Linked DNA regions of Homo sapiens: regions 2, 3, 4 and 5 are each linked to region 1. The links are chromatin contacts, found by Hi-C or POLR2A ChIA-PET in ENCODE. All regions are on one chromosome and are shown on one strand. The core of a region is the stretch at or near the end of the contact, and the rest is flanking DNA. Distances in the headings are between cores, read along the strand shown.

Region 1 (3,393 bases), core at 113-2,612:
TGTAATTAATACATACACTGAACATTACATATAATCTGCATATTATTGACCCAATGCACAATTCATATGGTAATGCCATTAATTGCATATTACCTAGGCGGCTTAATGAACATTACATAGGTTTTTAATGGATGTAGTTACTATAATTGAGTTCAATTATATCCCTGCCATGCATATGAGGTCAATAGACTAGCTCGACCCCACAGGGTCTGGGAGAAAGGAAACAGGTGTTTGTAGTGAGGGCAATTTGTGAGCTGGAGCAGAGAGAAGGGAGAGGCCAAGGGCCAGAGATGACTTGCTTGGCTGGGCCCTTTTTAGGGCCCGGATAGTGGTACACAAAGCTGGGTAAACAGCAGGCAGTCTATGCACAAAGGCAGGATCTCCTGCTTGCCCCTCTGCTGTGGGTTTGGAACAGGGCACCAGACTGGAGCCCTGAAGCCAGCCACGCCCACGCTGTAACAGGACACTTTCTTCTACGCTGACCCAAAGCCAATGGGCAGTTGCATCACTTCCTCTGGCAGAGTGGAGGCCACATGATTCTAGCATCTGGGCTTGCCAGGGATGCAGGGGAGCCCTGCCTGTCCATGATGCTGGCGCAGAAGGCCCTGAGCCTGGTGTTGCTTCTTTTCTCCAAATTCTATGTCTGGAGTGGAAGAGGCAAAGCTGCTGCTCCCATATTCTGGGTGCTCACACCCTCTAAAAGAGATAACCCCATGTGGACAGAGAACTAGGGAGTGAAGAGGCATCAGAGTTCCTCATACTTCCCTTCCTAAAAAAGAGAAAGGTGACTCAGAGATGACAAACACCTGCCATAAACTAGGCACTGCTGATGTTACCTACTTTACCCTCCACTGGATTTCTCCCATTTGGTTAAAGTGATACTAAATCTTCAGAGAGGTTAGAAATTTTCCCAAGGACACACACACACACACACACACACATACACATGCACACACAACACAACACAACACAACACACACAGAACTTGTTGAAGGTGGGGTCAGAATTTGAACTCAGGTCAGTCTCACCCCAAAGTTTACAGCACCCAATTACTCCAGGCTGCTTTGTTGCAACTTTGCTGTGTTCCTAGTTTTGAAGGCCACTCCAGAAGGGGTAAAATAATGATGAAAAGGAAAGTTTGATGCAGATATCAGGATAGAAAGAAAAGAAGAAAATGAATGATTTTTTTTAAAATCACAGAGAGAGAATTTGATTTTTCCAGTAACCTTCTTGCAAAGTATACATTTGCATGTCTCTTTTTCTGCCTGTCTTTCCACTCTCATTGACCGCTGATTTGCTAAGTTGGGCTGGCCAGGAATACACTTTCTATTTAGAAAGCAAATGCGGCCAGATTTGGGCCCCGGCCTAGGAGCTGACTCACTTTTGCTGGGATGACACATTCACTGCGCATGTTTCACAATTTTCAGAAACACCAGATTTATTTCTGTCAATACCCAGAGCCCCACTTCGCTGTCCACCTAAGGCCACACACTGAGGCGTTGCTATTTTTTTCCCTGGGGCCTAAATGGATGGGAAGACTTCCCATGCCTGAAACATCACCCTCATTTGTAAGGAGAGAAAGTCTGGCCAAGAATTGCAGTGTTTTTAACCAGAATTTGGCTGGCTTTCAATAGCTTTATGCCAAAGCTGTACCAGCCAGAGAGATGGCTGTGAGTGTGTGTGTGTGTGTGTGTGTGGAGGCGGGGGGGGGGGGGGTGAGGCTTGAAAACAAGGCAAAAAAGGAAGGAAAAAAAAACACGCAGACAGCAGAGAGGAAAGGAGAGAATAGGAGAGAATGAGGGTTGATTAAGTTTGGCAAGGAAGAAAAGAGAAGGAAGAGAGGGAGTTTAAAAAGAGAAAGGCAGCAAGAGAAATAACAAAGGAAGAATCAGGAGAGAGAAGGAGAGATTAACTTACTTTAACTAATCAACTACTATGAGAATGCCAAGCATTGTTGGGGATGCTTCTGCACACCACCTCATCTAATTCTCACAACCACCTTGTGGGTACACATAATGAAGCTTCATTGTTATTAATAAAGAAGTAGGGGGCTCAGGAAGTTGGAACCCTTTGCCCTGAGGCTATACTGATAATACAGGGCAGAGGGATTTGGACCTCCCATCTCTGACTTTTAAAAGCTTGGAGGACTCTGCTTGCCATCAGGGAGCTTCATGGGAGGCCCTGTGATCTGGATGGTCCGTGACAGTCTCCTCTAAGGGGGTTGTTTACACACTTAGACACTAAGAGCTTAAGACTTGAAGGGACTGCTACATATACAAAGCTCTGGATTCAGAGCTATCTGGAAACTTTCTCCAGGGTAAATAAAAACAACCACTTCAACAATGTTGCCAATGAATCTCTCTCCAAAAAAGAAAAGGAAAGGAAAAGGGAAAGTGATGCTATTTTTTCCCCCTCCAAAGTAAAGGTTACAACAACATTTTCTTTGAGCTGATGTGAGAGCAGCCAGCAGACATTTCTTTGGTAACCATCTCCATGTGTCTGTGTGGAAAGTACCTTGCAGTGACTAAGCGTTCGTTGAGGTGATTCACTTGTCACTGCGCTTGGGGACTTTGGACTAGTCCTGGCAGCTGCAAAGTTATTTTCATCGGCTTCTGACCCAGGCCCTCCCTGCAGGGCACAGGTGCCTGAGAATGTACCCCTGTCTCTGCTCACAAGGTGAGCAAGGGGGGCTGGAAGACAAGCTCTCTCTGGACTCCTGGCAAGACTTCTAGAAAGTCCTAGCTGCTAATTTCCTTGGCAGCCTAGGAGTCAAGGGTCTGAGGCAGCACTCAGGGCTTGAAATGAAATGAAGCTCATTTACTGAGCATCTAGGATATGCCAGAAGTTTTCTCTTCATTTGTCTCATTCTTCCTCACAGTAATCCAAATAAATGTTTTCTTTTGTCATTGAAACGGAGACCCTAACAGAGCAAGAGGCCTGACCTTCACACCTATGTAACCCAAGGTCACAGAAATGCTGAGGGGCCATGTGACTCCAGTGAAGCAGGAGTATCCATCCAGCCACAGAGATGGGACCTGTCCAAATGGGACCTGTCTGTTCCAAAGGTTATTCTGCTTGGTAAGTCTGTTTAGATTGCAATATTTTATTAAAATTATATACACATAGAAAAGGGCACCTAGAAGTATACAGGTTGATAAATGTTCACAACCTGAATAGAGCCTATAATTAACACCCAAATCAAAAAGCAGAACATTCCCTCTGGTCACCTGTCTCCAAGATGACTGCCATCAGTTCATTTCCTCCAAGTATATTAATGTCCTTTTCCTGGAGAAGTGGAATTCTTCCTCTTTTCCCCTTGAATTTGGACTGGCTTTAATGACTTCTTTGACCATAGAATGAAGCGGAAATGTTGCTAGGGCTAGATCATAAAAA
Region 2 (3,434 bases), core at 104-2,603, 800 kb after region 1:
AGTCAGGCCTCCAGGACTGGCCAGCCTCCTGGGAAATTACTGCTTTTCAGCAAGTTCTTGTGTCATCATACGGCCACTCATTTGTTCACATGCTGGACAAGCATTCACTGGATGCTGACTCTGTGCCAGCCACTGAGCTTCATGCCAGGATGGACAACTGATTAATAGGAAAGGCCCTGCCCCAGATAAATTTACAATTTAGGAGGCAGAGGCTGGCAAGTCAATAGATAATTACAAGAAGATCTGAGAACCACAGGCAATATAACTGAGTGGTGAGGAGCACGCTAGGTGTAAAGCAGACCTGGGTTCAAATTCCAGCTCAGCCTTACATTTGCATTTTTTTCATAGTACTTATCTCCTTCTAACATTCTACATATTTTACCTCTTTATTGTTTATACACATATACATGCATGCACGCACGCACGTGCACACACACACACACACACACACAAGAATAAAAATTATATGAGGACAGACATCTTTGTCTGTTCAGGGATGTATCTCCAGGGTCTAAAACAGTACCTGGCATGTAGCAGGAGTTGAATAAATATCCGTTGGATGAGTAAATTCACTATGTGTCCCTAGGAAATGTACTCATCCTCTTTGAGCTTCAGTTTGCTTGTCCATACTAAAGGGGACGCCAAGGTGATGGGATTAGATAACATATAAATGCCCGGCAAAGAGCCCAGCAAAGATTATCATAAGCAAAATAAATGGCTATTCATGTTCAATATTGATAATACAGTGGGCTTCAGTGCTAAGAGGGTCTTAATGAGCATCAGTAGTCTCTGCTTGGGAGTGTCAGGGAAGCTTGCCATGTTGAGTGCTGAAGGATGAGTAGTACAATGTTGCTAGAAGAAAAGAAGAAAGAAAAAGGACACAAAGCAGCAAGGAAGGCAAGACAAAGGCTGCGAAGCCTTCATGCTGCTCTCAAGCCCTACTGTCTAAAACACCATATCCCATTTTTGCTCACAGCCATCCATCCCTGTGCCCTTGACAACTCCTATACTTGAGGGGTACTATCTCCAGGATCAGTTTCAGGACCCAGCATAGAGCAAACGTCCCCTAATTCCTCCTACACAGAGGCAGATTAGTCTTCAAAGATATTGCAGCGTTGGCCTTTCCTTGGGGCCCTTGCCACGGGCTGGATTCTGTGTGCTCAGTATAAATCCACAGAGATGAGGCTGGCCATGTAGTGACTGCAAGAAGTAAAAGAAGCTTTCCGCTCGATGACACATCTCTGATTCAGTCTGCCCTGACAAAGCTGGAGATTAAGTTTCCTTGCCTAAAGCTGCAAGGAGAAACATGACACCCTTTGCTGGCTACAAGTGGAACACGCTTTATTAACCCAGCCTTAATTATATTCCATTTTGAGATTCAATAGTTTCGATTGCAACACTGCATGAAACCAGGGTGACTTGCACCCCATGGGACTCTGTCCATAAATGAAAACGGAAAAGTGCCTTGAAGGCAGTGACCCGCTTATGCCAGCCAGTCAGAGACGCAGCCTAGAGCCTGTGCCTGGCTCCGGGGGAGCCCCAGAGGTGGCCAAATCAGGGCAGGGCTGGGTCCATAGTCAACTGGGTAATGGGAAGGTGGCTTCTATTTATGAAAGAAATGATGGCTCTCTCTGAAAAGTCTGAAGCGAATGTGGCAGGAGTTGCATATAGCCTAACATGCATGCAGCTCTCACCTCACAAATGAAATTCTTTTTCATCTGATCATCACATTCTCTCTTTTCCTCTCCCAGTTTTGAGGAAAAAAAAAAGCAGATTACCTTTCTTTTTTGTATACAGATTACAGTCTACCCTATCTGAGGCAAGCGAGCTAACCTTGTATTCTTTTTTTGAGGTCAAATTTTCTGCAAATATTTTACATGCCTTCCTACGCTTTTCAAATAAGGTAACTGAGGCAGTTGATTGGTCCGAGGGCTGAGTGTCTCCATTATAATACTAATAGCTACCTATTATTGAGCATTTACTATATGCCAAGGAATATGTGAAGGGTTCTATGTGAATTATCTCATTAAAGCTTCGCAACAGCTTTAAGGGCCAACATGTGCATTTCATTTTTCTCATTCCCACAGTGAGAAAAAGGCAGAAGAGAGACTCCCACCCAAATCTACATGAAGCCCAAGTTTGCACCCTTCTTGCTACACTCTGCCTCCACTGCACTGCAGGATCGAGAGGACAGGGAGGATGCCTGAGTCATACTACGTCCCCCAGCACCTGGGAGAAGTCCTGATGAATGGCAGACCTCAGTAATGTTTGGTTAGTTAATTAATTAATTAGGTAATTTTAAAGAACCTTAGACTGGGAACAAAAGGGTTAGTTGGAAGCCAGCTCTGACAGTAATAAGCCACATGGATTTGAGCCAGGTACTTCCCCTATGGGCCTTGGCCTTCCCATTTGAACAGTGAAGCAGCTGGACTAGATGACCTCTGATGGTACCTGATTCAGGGTCTTGCCCCAAGTTCACCCAGCCAGGCAACGTCAAAAGTCTGCCTCCTCATCTCCCACCCCACATCCAAGTCCACGTTCACAAAAACAGGCCCTTAGCCTGACAACATGTTGGCCCAAGCCCCAGTGAGTCATATGTCAAGCTAAGCAGGTACGTAGGCGTGTCTATGAGTTACTGCTAAAAACGCAAGGCTGTTGACTGTCTACTAAAGGGAAGAACAGTTAGCACAACCAGAAACCAGCGTTCTCTTCAAGCCCAGGAATGGAAAGGAAGAGCCTTTCTAAATATAAGGGACCCTCATCTCAATCAGGGAGACATGCAAATGTTTAAAAAAGAGCCTTCTTGGACACAGGTGAGGTGTTTAAAATTAAACCCTTATCACTTAGTCACTGTTACCAGAACAATTTGGTTGTTTTGCCACATTCAGTACATTGCTTTTAGCACCTACCTGGTACTAAGTACTAAACAAGGCAAAAAGAATATAAAGAGAAAAACAAACAAACAATTCTTACCTCAAGAGCACACAATCTTGTGAGAGACAACTATAAGCCAAGTTGGACTTTTAGGAGTGAAAAAAAGGAAGTGCTAATTCTAACAGGGAAATGGGAAAGGAGGAAGAGAGGGTGGAGGTTGGGGCTGCTTTCTCAGTGGACACATTTGATTGAAACCTTGATGAAGAAATAGGCTTTGACAGGTGGAAGTAAAAGAAGACTATTTACCCCCAGGCAAATGATTAGCAAGTGTTAGTTGTCTCAGCATGATGTGTACACACGTGCACACACATGGGTATCCATATTCAGAATGTCCCTTTGCACGCACCTGCACCCATTCATTGAGGTTTCTGTCAGCCAGCCCCAGGAGTGCTCACTAACCATTAGGACAACTGGTCACATTCCCCAGAATGGCCAGATGGAAACACATGTCTCTGTTAAGTACAATTTAAACCATATGCTTCTGGTTTATTTCTGCCTAG
Region 3 (3,462 bases), core at 659-3,158, 730 kb after region 1:
GTTCTTAGAACAATGACTAGCCCAGAGTAAGTGCTCCATCAGTGTTAGTCATTCTTATTTATAGAAAGAATATCAGAACCAGAGCTCTTCCAGAATAGAAGCAGTTGCTTCAACCAGCAGGAAATGTTCTGTTGATGGACAAGTCCAAGCCCCAAAGCCTCACCAGGATGGTGGCCTAGCATCACATGGTCTAGGTTAGGAGGTCTACCTGCCCTACACAATGTCTCGGTCTTTGAAATAAGAATAAAATGATGAGTGTTACAGTTTTATGGAACAAAGTAAGAATCCAATAACAATTCAGTGTTCCATTTAAACCATATCATGCAAAGTAAATCATTTATCTCATTTTATAGATAGGAATCTGAGATATGCACACATTGAGGGTCTTTTGACTACAACTCCAGGGTCTTTCTCCTGCTGAACCCTGTGTGGCCGTGGAACAATCATAAGTGAACATAATATACAAGATGTAGGACATGGGCCCGACAAGAGAATCAACACGTCTCTAAGTGCAGACAAAATCATAAGAATTACAGGGGCTCCTAGATTGGAGAGGCCTTAACCAGGGCTTTGGAATTATGGCAGCAAAAGAATCTCTTTGGTGAAACTGCATCTTAAAAACACTATGTAGAATCGAATCTGGATGCAATGCTAGCATTCAGAACAAAACCCAGTTATTGGATACTTAATATAAGTTAAATATTCAATTATGAAGTTTTATGCACACTAAGGAATTGCTTGCTATCTCTTTAGTAATTGATGTATTTCCATACCCGATCAGAAACTAAATCAGCTCTCCACTTTCCAGGACATAAAACTTTCCAATTTGTTTGCATTTCAAAAAATTGCTCACACACACACATTTGAATTATGACTCATGAAAAGAGAAATAACAATACAGTCAGTCACACGTTGCTTAACAGCAGGGATATGTTCTGAGAAATTGTCGTTAAGTGATTTCATGGTTGTGCAAACATCATAAAGTGCACTTAACACAAATCTAGATGGTATAAGCTACTACACACCTAGGCTATATGGCATAGCCTATTATTCCTGGGATACAAACCTGTACAGCACGTCGCTGCTTACCTCAGAAGCACCATAAACATGTGAGTAATTATGATGGCTATACTGTCACTCGATGACAGGAATTTTTCAGCTCCATCATAATCTTGTGAGACCACTGTCACATACGCAGTCTACAGTTGACCAAACATCATTATGTGGCACATGACTGTACTTTTTATTTGTACATTTCTTTCTAGTTTCTATTGTGCTGTACTATCCATCATAGCAACTGAACTTATAACAATGCTGTGTGGTAGGTATTGCTATCCTTGATTTTATGGTCAAGACGTCAAAACATTGACTGGTGCAGAGTCACCCAGATAATTAGGCCAAAGCCATAGAAACAAAATCTGATGACTCCATGTCTAATGCTTTTCGTGCCACGACAGAGCCATCATGAACAGTGAACATGAAGGATCTCCACCAAGCTTGATGTCTGGGAACTATTCAACCCTCGGTGGAAGTTTGTTGGGTTCCCATGTTTATCTGAGTTATTTTACCAGGTTCCTGTAGGACTCACTCATCTCACTGGACTCTGCTGCCCTAACCCAAGGGGACTAGGCAGGTTTTCCCAATGCCAGATGGTTGGGCTGGGAGAAGCATTATAAACGAAATGAGTGAGCCACTACATCCCAGGGGAAATGCCGCTTGGATCTTTGAGAAGAGGCCAAGGGGGTGCCTGACAAGACCCAAAGGGAACCGTTATTATGGGCAATTCACAGGGTCCATGTTCTGGCCCTTCCCCTCACAGGCTCATAAATTCCTCCTGTCAGAGCTACAGATTTGACTGGGCCCAGAGCACTGACTCACACTAGTAATGCGCACAGAGACATTCATCAAATTAGCTGCCAAATCTGCTCGTTCGCAATGAGGAAACTCATTGTCAAGGGGATGGGTGCTCGTGTCAGCCTGACCAGCTGTGGGCAGCCTACAGGGAGAGTCAAGTAACCAGAGGCTCTTTCGTGGGCCTCACCCTGATTAGTGGCAGAGAATTAACTGGATGATCAAAATGTTTAGTGGTCAGAGGCGGGATAACAGATGACACTTCTGTCTCATTGCAGGACAGACTTATCAGAGAGAGAGAGAAACTGAGGCCAGTCTGACCAGATGTGTCATCATAAGGCTGCTGAGATGACACTGGCACCCTCTGTGACCCTCCTTTAGCTGAGTTTGTTCCGTACCAACTCCGTTCTGACAGACACATTCTGAACTACATTTCTGAATGTCAAGTTTGGCTGTAGCCAGGACTAATTCTGGCCCGTGAGTCATTCTGATTCTTTAAAGAGATTTTGCCCCACTCAAAACTAATACTTTCTATGTTGATTTCTGAGCCTAATTCCCAGAGTGCAATCTGATGTCCCTTATTTTCAAGTTTGTGGTGAGACTACACTCATCACTGTCAGCCCTGTGTCAGAACAGTCTGACTCACCCATTTCACTTTTGCAAAGTAAAAAAAAACAAACTTTAAAAATTCTTATTACAAAACCAACATAAGCCCTGTATTTAAAAACTAGTAAACATATGTACACACATCCACACACAGATTTAATCTCCTTTAATCCCAATGACTCAGTACATTCTGTCAATTCTCTTTATGTACACATTTTAATAAAATAATAATATTTTGAAAATTGCTTTTTCACTTTACATATTATGAACATCTTTGTTAACAAATAGAATTCTAAAACATCATTTGGATGACTATCTGCTATTCCATTCTATGAATAAAATTAAAATTATTTAAGCAAGCGTCAGTGGTTGGATATTTAGGTTGTTTCCAACTTTTTGCTCTTACGGCACACTGCACTGCAGATCCTTATGGATGAATATTTTTAATAAACATTTTATTTTAGAAGTATTTTAGGTTTGCAGAAAAGTTGCAGCCAGTATAGAGTTCCCATAATATAGAGTTCCCCTAATGTTAACATCTTATATTACCATGGTACATTTGTCATAACTGAAAAACCAACATTGGTATGTTAACATTAACTATACTCCAGACTTTATTCAGATTTCATTAGCTTTTCTACCAATGTCCCTGTTCCGTTCCAGGATCCAAATAAACATATCACATTGCATTTAGTGTAGCTGAATTTTTACGCACACATATACAAGAATTCCGTGACTTAGGCAATGGGGTTATGTCCTCATAAACCCATCATAAGTTGAAAATATCCTAAGTTGATAATGCATTTAATCCAACTAACCTACTGAACATCATAACTTAGCCTGGCCTATTTTAAACATGCTCAGAACACTTACATTAGCCTACAGCTGGGCAAAATTATCTAACACAAAACTTATTTTATTAGAAAGTGTCGAATAGCTTATGTAACTTCTTGAATACTATACTGAAAGTGAAAAACAGAATGATGGTGTAGGTACTGAAAGTAT
Region 4 (3,513 bases), core at 789-3,288, 520 kb after region 1:
TGTGAAATGACTGAATCAGCAAAGTACTATGATGTTGCATGACAACTGTGAAAGAAGCATATGATGTTGTGTAAATATTTCTTTCCTTCATCTAGGTCATTAGTTTTTAGTACCTCATCATTTTGCTGCCTTGCTTTCCACATTGATCCTGCCACTTCTGTGTCATGGGATTTAGAGGTTTCAAACCAAAATCACCCGAGCTGGCTCCAACACTCACCAGTTGGGTAATCTTGGACCCTGGCCTTCAAAATAGGAAAATTACCCACCAAGATGATTGTGAAAAACTAGGACAGTGAATGGCCCACTCAAAGAGATCAATAAATGTGGTGCTTTTCTCTTCTTCAAGGTTGTTGCCCAGATTACCTAAGATCATATACGTGAAAGGGACTTTGTGTCTTGTGAATGGCTTACACTGGTGTTGATTGTTATTATTCTTTTACTTTCCTTTCCTTCTAATTTTTACCTCCAAGCCTTTTTTTAAACCATAGTTTTGGTTTTTATAGGAATTATGCTTTAAAAAGACACCTACCAAGTATCACACACCCAGTGAGGTGTGCCCCATCCATTATCTCATTTAGTCTTCACAGTGATTCATTAATTCTCCCGTTTTTTACAGCGAAGCAAGTGCAACTCTTAAGAGTTGCCTGTGATTTGAAGACTTTGCTGTTAACTAGTGTCAGGACAAACTTTTGAGCCCAGCTTAGTCTGACACTCCACTTTGCCTACCTGGGAGAAGCCTCAGAGATCCCTGTAGCCCGCATATCCTGTCGTATCCACAAGGGACTTGTCCCAGGTCACAGAGAAAATCACAGGCAGCACTGGGGCTAGAACTCACATCTCCTGAAGCTCAAACCAGCACTTCAAGTTCTCTGCTGTTATGTGTTTCAGTCACTTTCCCGACCCAGGAGAGGCACGATCTAAATCATCCTTTCCCAAACCATCACCCAGAAATCTCTATTTGACAAACTTCCGAGACTGCTTTCTTTGTGATGCTTCTAATCCTCATGCGTGGTGAGGAAGATGGCAGGTAGGGGAAAAGCTTAGGAGCTTAGTTCCTGTTTATCCATGTGTCATTCTTTTAGTCCCTGAGGCTACAATATCCATTTAGAAAGATTAAATAAAATGGAGTTGGGGACAGAGAAAGGGGAGCTCAGGGGGAGGCCGAGCGAAAGAAGAAAGTGGAATTCTCTAAGCATTAGACTAAAGAGCCTAAGACATTACTCATTCTCAAATGGGTCTCACTTCTTAAAGACAAACTGGCTTCCTGGGAAATCGCAGGCAGGTGAAAGCAGCTTGGGTGATTCTTTTTTTGTCCGTGAACTTGGCTTTTCTTTTCAGCATTCTCAGGTGCACTCAGGGCCCTGGGAAGAGATTGGGCTTTTTCAAAAGACATTTCCACCTCCTAATCTCTGTGCCTACAAACCAAATATTGATCTATTTAGTAAACCAGCCCATGGGAGGAGAGATTATAAAGCCCTGTTTACTCAGCAGTTGGGCCCCCCTGACAGCTGTTCAATGAGGGATTATGATGTCACAGTGGTAATTACACTATAAACAGGGGATAGGAGGAGAATAAAGCATGAAAGGGAACGCTGGGCTTGTTACCAGGCAACACAAAATATGCAACCTGAAACCAGGCAAGCATGTAAATTTCCTTACAAGCCTCCCAGATGTCCTCACTTTATGGCCAATGCTCAGTTTCAGTTTCAATTTGTTTATTTGCCCTTCTTCAATCACAAATGTGGAGCTGAGAATGTTGGAAGAGAGAAGAGAAAGCAAGGAAAAATAAGACAAGGAGGGCCCCTGCTCTCTCCCCCGGGGGTGTAAGTGGGTCCTGAGAAAGAGAAGGGGCTGAGTCCGCTCTGTGCAGGAAGCTCTAGAGGTCAATGTCCCAGAAGGAAGATCAACCCAGTAAAGAGGCTAAAGGCAGCTAAGAAAAAGAGCCCAGGAAAGAGGAGAAAGAGAAAAGGGGAGTGGAAAGTGAGAAGATAAAACTGGCTACCTAGGAAAAGGAAGAAGAGTCCATTGCAGGATCAGACCCCAGGAACTAGAAGGGGCCCCTGGAGTCCCCACGGTCACAGCCCCACCTAGTGGGTGCCCTATGTTCTTTATGCTATTCTTTTAGTGATGGCATTCCTCATGGTGCCAGGCAGCTCTGCCTTTCTCTGGGTGGCTTTATCGGAAAAGTCCTAGGTTGAGCTGAAATCAGCATCCCGGTTCTAGACGCCTCCCCAACCCATTTGTTCAGATTCCACGCCTCAGGAAAAGTACCTTACAGCCCCACAGAGATTTGGAAACAATGGCCAGGATACCCTGTGTTTTTCTTCCCCTGGATTCTCATTCCAGCAATAGGTCTCCCGGTGGGCTTTTCAGACGAAATTGCTTCTTGCCCAAATCAAACAATTTTCAGTGTGCCTATGTTCCTCTTACAATGTAGGCTTTGAAACCAGACACACCCTCCCAGGTGTGGTTTGACCTCACAGAATTAAACAGAGCCAGCTACATCTCCCCTCTCTAGTCTCATCCATGAGGCCCTGCTGTTTAGAGAGCTACAGAGGTGGGCTGGAAATGGCTGCAGCAGGCGCATGAGAGTGGATTGTTAAATTTTCAGGAATTCTGTGAGCCGGTTGTGAATCCTTGGTAGCTTGAAAGCCACCATGGGGAAAGTATTTGCACCACAGATATCGGGCAAATGCAGGAAACCAAGGCTTTCCTTTACCATCCCCCAGAGAGCGGGTCTACCAGCACACCACTGTCCCCGACCAACCACTTTCCACTTCTTTTGGGATTCAGTGCCTCGCAGAAGATAGGCAGAAGCCTGAAGCCAGAGAGCCTCACAAATGACAGGCCTTCCTACAAAAAGCTTTGAAAGAGGGAACCAGTGCCTCTGTTAGATCTAAAGATCATGGGACAGGAGTTTAATTCCTTTTGACTCTTCCAACTAGCGTGACCACCTTTGCTGACTAAGAACCTTTCTCTTGGGAGTGGCTCACATTATGGCCACACAGTTTTCCACAGGGCCCTCCAAGAGGCAGATGTTGAATGGCCAGGTTGCCTAAATAAATAAATAAATAAAGTCACTAAACTGAATTGTAGAGGTGGCTGCAGTTGCTTGCATGGACACAAACACAGCAGCTCAATCAGTGGCTTTTCTGCAAACCTGGGAATTCTGTGAAATTTCTTCTTTTTTTTAACTCTAGGAATAACTGTCTAGAATGATGGTTTGGCCAGAGCTAAGTTTCCATCCTGGTTCAGCCCCTCCCTTGGTGTTTGATGGGATGTTCATTAGTTTCCCTTGCTGGGCCTCAGTTTCCATATCAGTCAGTGGTATGGGTTGAGTCTTAGGATGTCTAACTGCAGATGAGTTTTGCAACTGACTCCAACATGGGCTGTGGCATTCATATTCTGATGAGTGCAGTGAGCAGAGCTGAGTTGGTTGAGCAGTGTTTTTGTACAAGCTAATCTTACTGTGCAGACTTGCTCTCTGCCTTCACTCCTGTTGTCCTGGGTGAT
Region 5 (3,644 bases), core at 51-2,550, 690 kb after region 1:
CTAAAAAGTGACAAAGCCAGGGTGGGAATCCATTTTGGTAGACAGAATAATGGGCTCCCAAAGATACCTATGACTGAGTCCCCAGAATCTATGAATATGTTATCTTTTATGGCAAGAGTAACTTTGCTGATGTGACTAAATTATGGATCCTGAGATGGGAAGAGTACCTTGGATTATTTAGGTGGATCCAATGTAATCACAAGGGTCCTTATAAGAGAAACAAGAAAGTCAGAGTCAGTAATATGAGAAGTGATGTCAGAAGCAAGAAGTTGAGTGATAGAAGCAAGGGTACCTGAGTCAAGGAATGAATGCAGATGGTCTCTAGAAGCCGAAAAGGCAAGAGAGATTGATTCTGCCATGAAGCCAATAGAAGGAATGCAGCCCTGACAACATCATGATTTGAAACTTCTCACCTCCAGAGCCGTGAGAGAATAATTGTGTGTTGTGTTGTTTTGAGCCACTAAGTTTGTGATAATTTGTTACAGGAGCCACAGGAAATTAATAGACGCAAGCAGCCTAACCCCAGAGCCTTTATTCCTAATTATTCAATTATATTATCTTTCCAGTGTTAGATGTTAATATTTCTAGAAAATACTCCATAAAAGGAGTTTCACATTGGTTTCAAGGTCTCTCTTGTTTAGCCCCATAGTGGCTGGTGTATGTAGGAATTTATTACTATATTACATTGCTTGTGATGTACACAGATCTGATATTCATCTCATACACGCTAGTGAGACAGTAGCCATTGTTAAAATGTTGAACCTTTTTTTCAGTTGATAAATTGTCCCATAGATCCTTTCTGCTATTCTGGACACCTTGGTCCCTTCCTTGGGACCCCCCAGAACTTCCCATAGTCAAGCTCCTAAAGGGTTAAAGCTGTACAGGGAAAGGGTCCTCCCCAACTCAGCCCCAACTCCAAAGCCTGAGTCCACGCTAATGGTCAGTGGCCACGCCAAAGCAGATATTTAATATTTTGAACAAAACCCTAGGATACATACATGCTGACTGATAATTCAGGATGCCCTAGAATTTTTACTTATGACTAGAGTTTAACAATATTTTTATTATCAATGAAAGGAAATAAGCCTTTTTAGCAAAATAACTTTCTACAGAGCGCAACAGTTAAACTCTCAGAAGCCCAGATCTTGGCCTCTAAACTCCCCACTTGAATCATGATGTCCTCAACTGAAAAGCGGCCACTCCCAACAAGCCATATCAGTGAATTCCTCAAAGGTTTGACTTCATTATGTGTCTCTTTTTCAAGTGAAACTATGTGGGCATCACACCCCTTATTTTGTCTTCTTAACTAGGACAAGAGAACTTTAAAATCAGATAAGTACACTGTGTATAAAGTATTATGAAATGTCATTAACAACTTTTTCCTCTGACATCTCTGGCTTCATTGAAAAGGAATTTCACGTCCACTCATGCCTCATATTCTTAGTCTCCCTGAATAATATAACTGGGTGAATCACTGTTTTCCTCAGAAGATGCATGCCGGGCTATAGCCTGAAACTCTGTTCAACTGATGATAATCCTAAGCTGTGAAAAGAATCCTTTCAGGAAAAACTATTAAGGGATTATGTCACTATCCCTTACTCTCTGAAATATGTTATGGTGTGCTGGTAAATAGGATGGAGTACCAGGCTTTGGAGTTATACCAACTTCAGACCATCCCTTGCTTCCCTACTACCAACAGTGTGACCTTCACAAGTTAGCTGACTTCTAAAATCTGTTACTAGAAAATGAAGTAATCATTTTCTTCTTGCACTTTGGTCAAGAGAACTAAATGAAATAATGTATTAACATGCCTACCATAACACAAGTGACCTACAGGCTATCAATCCGTTAGTTCACTTCCCAGGGTGTTCATGTGAGACATAAGTGAGAGGCCTAGGTGCTAGCCCAGTACTTTCCAAATTGCTAAATGATGTTTTTAAACGATAAAGTATCAAACCCATCTCTCCTTGATAACTAAGCTTGCTTTGCTTTATAGTACCAAGCAAAAGGAGGAAAACCCATGCATAGGACAAAGGACTTGTAAAAATGTTTTTTGAACCCAAACTAAGTGCAAGCATGTTTTGCTTGTAAGAAGAGGAGAACTATGCAATGGAGAACTCCAGGCAGAGATCAAGTCAAGTATAATTAAAATCTCCCAAAAGCTGCATACAGTGGTCATCCTGAAGGTGGAGACCACCATCCTTCTTTGCCTACTAATCAACCTTCTGCTTTTCCATCAACGATTTTTTCTATTTTCCATAAATTCTAGAAAAGGAATTCAGAGGCCCAAAGTTGCCACTTTTGCCACTTCCAAGTAAGACTTTTAGAAGGGTGATCATAGCTCTGGGATTCTGTTTCTTTCTTTCTCCAGGCACACTACAGGGATAAGATGAAAGAACAGCCGCTTTGCAAAAAGATGGGGAACTGGAACAAGCCATGACCCCCAAAATAGACATGAAGATACAGAGACTGTATTTTTCTACCCAATAGCCCAAAGGAGAAACTCTTCAATTAATAACACTTTTGATACAAAGCCAGACTGCCCAAGATGACTGCCTAAAAATACACAAAAATCTAGGAAAAACAAGCTCTCCATCCTGGAGGGAATGTCAATGGAAAATAGTTGCTAGGCTTTTCCAGTTACCAGTAATAAAAGAAAAATAGGCTCCCCATTATGAATCCAGTGCTGGAGGGCTCGTCAGCTGGTTCTGAGCCAGCTTTGGTATTTTCTGAGTGCGTTACAAATTACAGGAACAAAATGTGGACTTTTCACTCTAACCATGTTTTCTAAGGCCAGACAATTTATTATTAGGTTTACTTCCTAATGGTCTATAGTTGGAAAAGATGTCTCCACGTATGGATAATATTTATAAGCTTTTAAAGCACACATATTCTTATTATGAACAGCAATTACACAATGTGCACAGATTTTAAATGAAAGAATTAAGAGAAATTCAAACAGAAATTAATAGGACATGAATCCCTTCATTATTAAGCATTATAATATGCATAAATATTTGTTGATCTATGTGATTTTTAAAAAATAAGGACTGAGCAGGAAGTATTAATCTCAAAATGCAACCTACATACATATTCTGCATTTCACTTCCTCATAGAGATGTCTTCAAGGGATCTCTATGCCTCCAGTTATTATTAGGGTAACTACAACAAACATCTGTTAAGAAGGCTTCTGCCCATTTAGTTAGTTGTGTACTGCTTTTCTCTGCTAGCAGATTGTGAAGTCTCTTGAAAGTAGGGTCTTATCTTACTCATCTTTGTCCTAATCCTTAATACAGTGTCCAACTTATAGGAGATTTTTTAAAATGTTTGTTGAAGGAATTCCTCTTGTGTGAGCTGCAGGTGAAGGCATTTTCCACTGTGTTTCTCATGGAGTCATATAAATATCCATAGAGTTAATTTCCCTTAATGTTATGAGGGAAAAAAGTCTTCTGGAGTGTTCTCTTTCTATATGTAATAACAGCAATACAGCACATTGTGTTTCTCTTTTCTACTGGGATCTCAGGATGCTCAAGGACAAGTTTTAAGCTCAACTGCAGTCTTTCTCATTGCCTAGAATTTCTGATACGAAAACTTCCCACCTTACTTTCTCTTTTTTCTGGCTCTTTATCTTTTATCCTTGTTTT

What was found. A loop is a pair of places that touch in the nucleus more often than their neighbours do. ChIA-PET counts read pairs that join two places held with the same protein, here RNA polymerase II (POLR2A). Pooled maps may share reads with other maps.
Region 2: a pooled map of gastrocnemius medialis shows a loop between it and region 1 (5-fold over the local background). The contact joins two enhancer-like sites. A Hi-C loop is called at or near these places in 4 of 168 maps with a recorded cell type or tissue (HCT116, PC-3, PC-9 and 1 more) and 6 of 50 pooled maps. POLR2A ChIA-PET finds 5 or more read pairs at or near these places in 1 of 52 experiments (MCF 10A).
Region 3: a map of ascending aorta shows a loop between it and region 1 (5-fold over the local background). The contact joins two enhancer-like sites. A Hi-C loop is called at or near these places in 5 of 168 maps with a recorded cell type or tissue (PC-3, PC-9, ascending aorta and 2 more) and 6 of 50 pooled maps. POLR2A ChIA-PET finds 5 or more read pairs at or near these places in 2 of 52 experiments (MCF 10A and PC-9).
Region 4: a loop to region 1 is called in a map of sigmoid colon, with 28 times the contacts of the local background. The contact joins two enhancer-like sites. A Hi-C loop is called at or near these places in 10 of 168 maps with a recorded cell type or tissue (HCT116, IMR-90, MCF 10A and 7 more) and 7 of 50 pooled maps. POLR2A ChIA-PET finds 5 or more read pairs at or near these places in 2 of 52 experiments (BJ and PC-9).
Region 5: a map of posterior cingulate gyrus shows a loop between it and region 1 (4-fold over the local background). The contact joins two enhancer-like sites. A Hi-C loop is called at or near these places in 1 of 168 maps with a recorded cell type or tissue (posterior cingulate gyrus) and 3 of 50 pooled maps. POLR2A ChIA-PET finds 5 or more read pairs at or near these places in 1 of 52 experiments (PC-9).

The regions. Positions count from the first base shown.
Region 1 is chr9:107,749,474-107,752,866 of GRCh38, forward strand. LOC105376208 (a long non-coding RNA gene) reads left to right here. Exons shown (of 7, transcript XR_930229.2): 2 at 2,918-3,078. Among named protein-coding and RNA genes, the nearest start is that of KLF4, 260 kb to the left of the region's middle. RefSeq lists enhancers at 1,679-2,406, 2,448-2,547. Within about 2 kb of position 1,363, at least 33 of the 41 ENCODE cell types and tissues checked have a DNase peak (open chromatin) inside an H3K27ac peak, as active enhancers do; they include PC-3, PC-9, ascending aorta and 4 more, where a contact is called at or near this core.
Region 2 is chr9:108,550,263-108,553,696 of GRCh38, forward strand. No RefSeq gene overlaps it. Among named protein-coding and RNA genes, the nearest start is that of ACTL7B, 300 kb to the right of the region's middle. RefSeq lists an enhancer at 987-1,488. Within about 2 kb of position 1,354, at least 6 of the 41 ENCODE cell types and tissues checked have a DNase peak (open chromatin) inside an H3K27ac peak, as active enhancers do; they include PC-3, PC-9 and mammary epithelial cell, where a contact is called at or near this core.
Region 3 is chr9:108,476,728-108,480,189 of GRCh38, forward strand. No RefSeq gene overlaps it. Among named protein-coding and RNA genes, the nearest start is that of ACTL7B, 380 kb to the right of the region's middle. Within about 2 kb of position 1,909, at least 13 of the 41 ENCODE cell types and tissues checked have a DNase peak (open chromatin) inside an H3K27ac peak, as active enhancers do; they include PC-3, PC-9, ascending aorta and 1 more, where a contact is called at or near this core.
Region 4 is chr9:108,270,638-108,274,150 of GRCh38, forward strand. The region is part of intron 4 of LOC105376214 (a long non-coding RNA gene); the gene reads right to left. LOC105376212 (a long non-coding RNA gene) reads right to left here. Exons shown (of 3, transcript XR_930235.3): 1 at 727-3,513. Among named protein-coding and RNA genes, the nearest start is that of ACTL7B, 580 kb to the right of the region's middle. Within about 2 kb of position 2,039, at least 17 of the 41 ENCODE cell types and tissues checked have a DNase peak (open chromatin) inside an H3K27ac peak, as active enhancers do; they include PC-9, mammary epithelial cell, prostate gland and 1 more, where a contact is called at or near this core.
Region 5 is chr9:108,438,776-108,442,419 of GRCh38, forward strand. All of the region lies in intron 1 of LOC105376214 (a long non-coding RNA gene), which reads right to left. Among named protein-coding and RNA genes, the nearest start is that of ACTL7B, 420 kb to the right of the region's middle. Within about 2 kb of position 1,301, at least 4 of the 41 ENCODE cell types and tissues checked have a DNase peak (open chromatin) inside an H3K27ac peak, as active enhancers do; they include PC-9, where a contact is called at or near this core.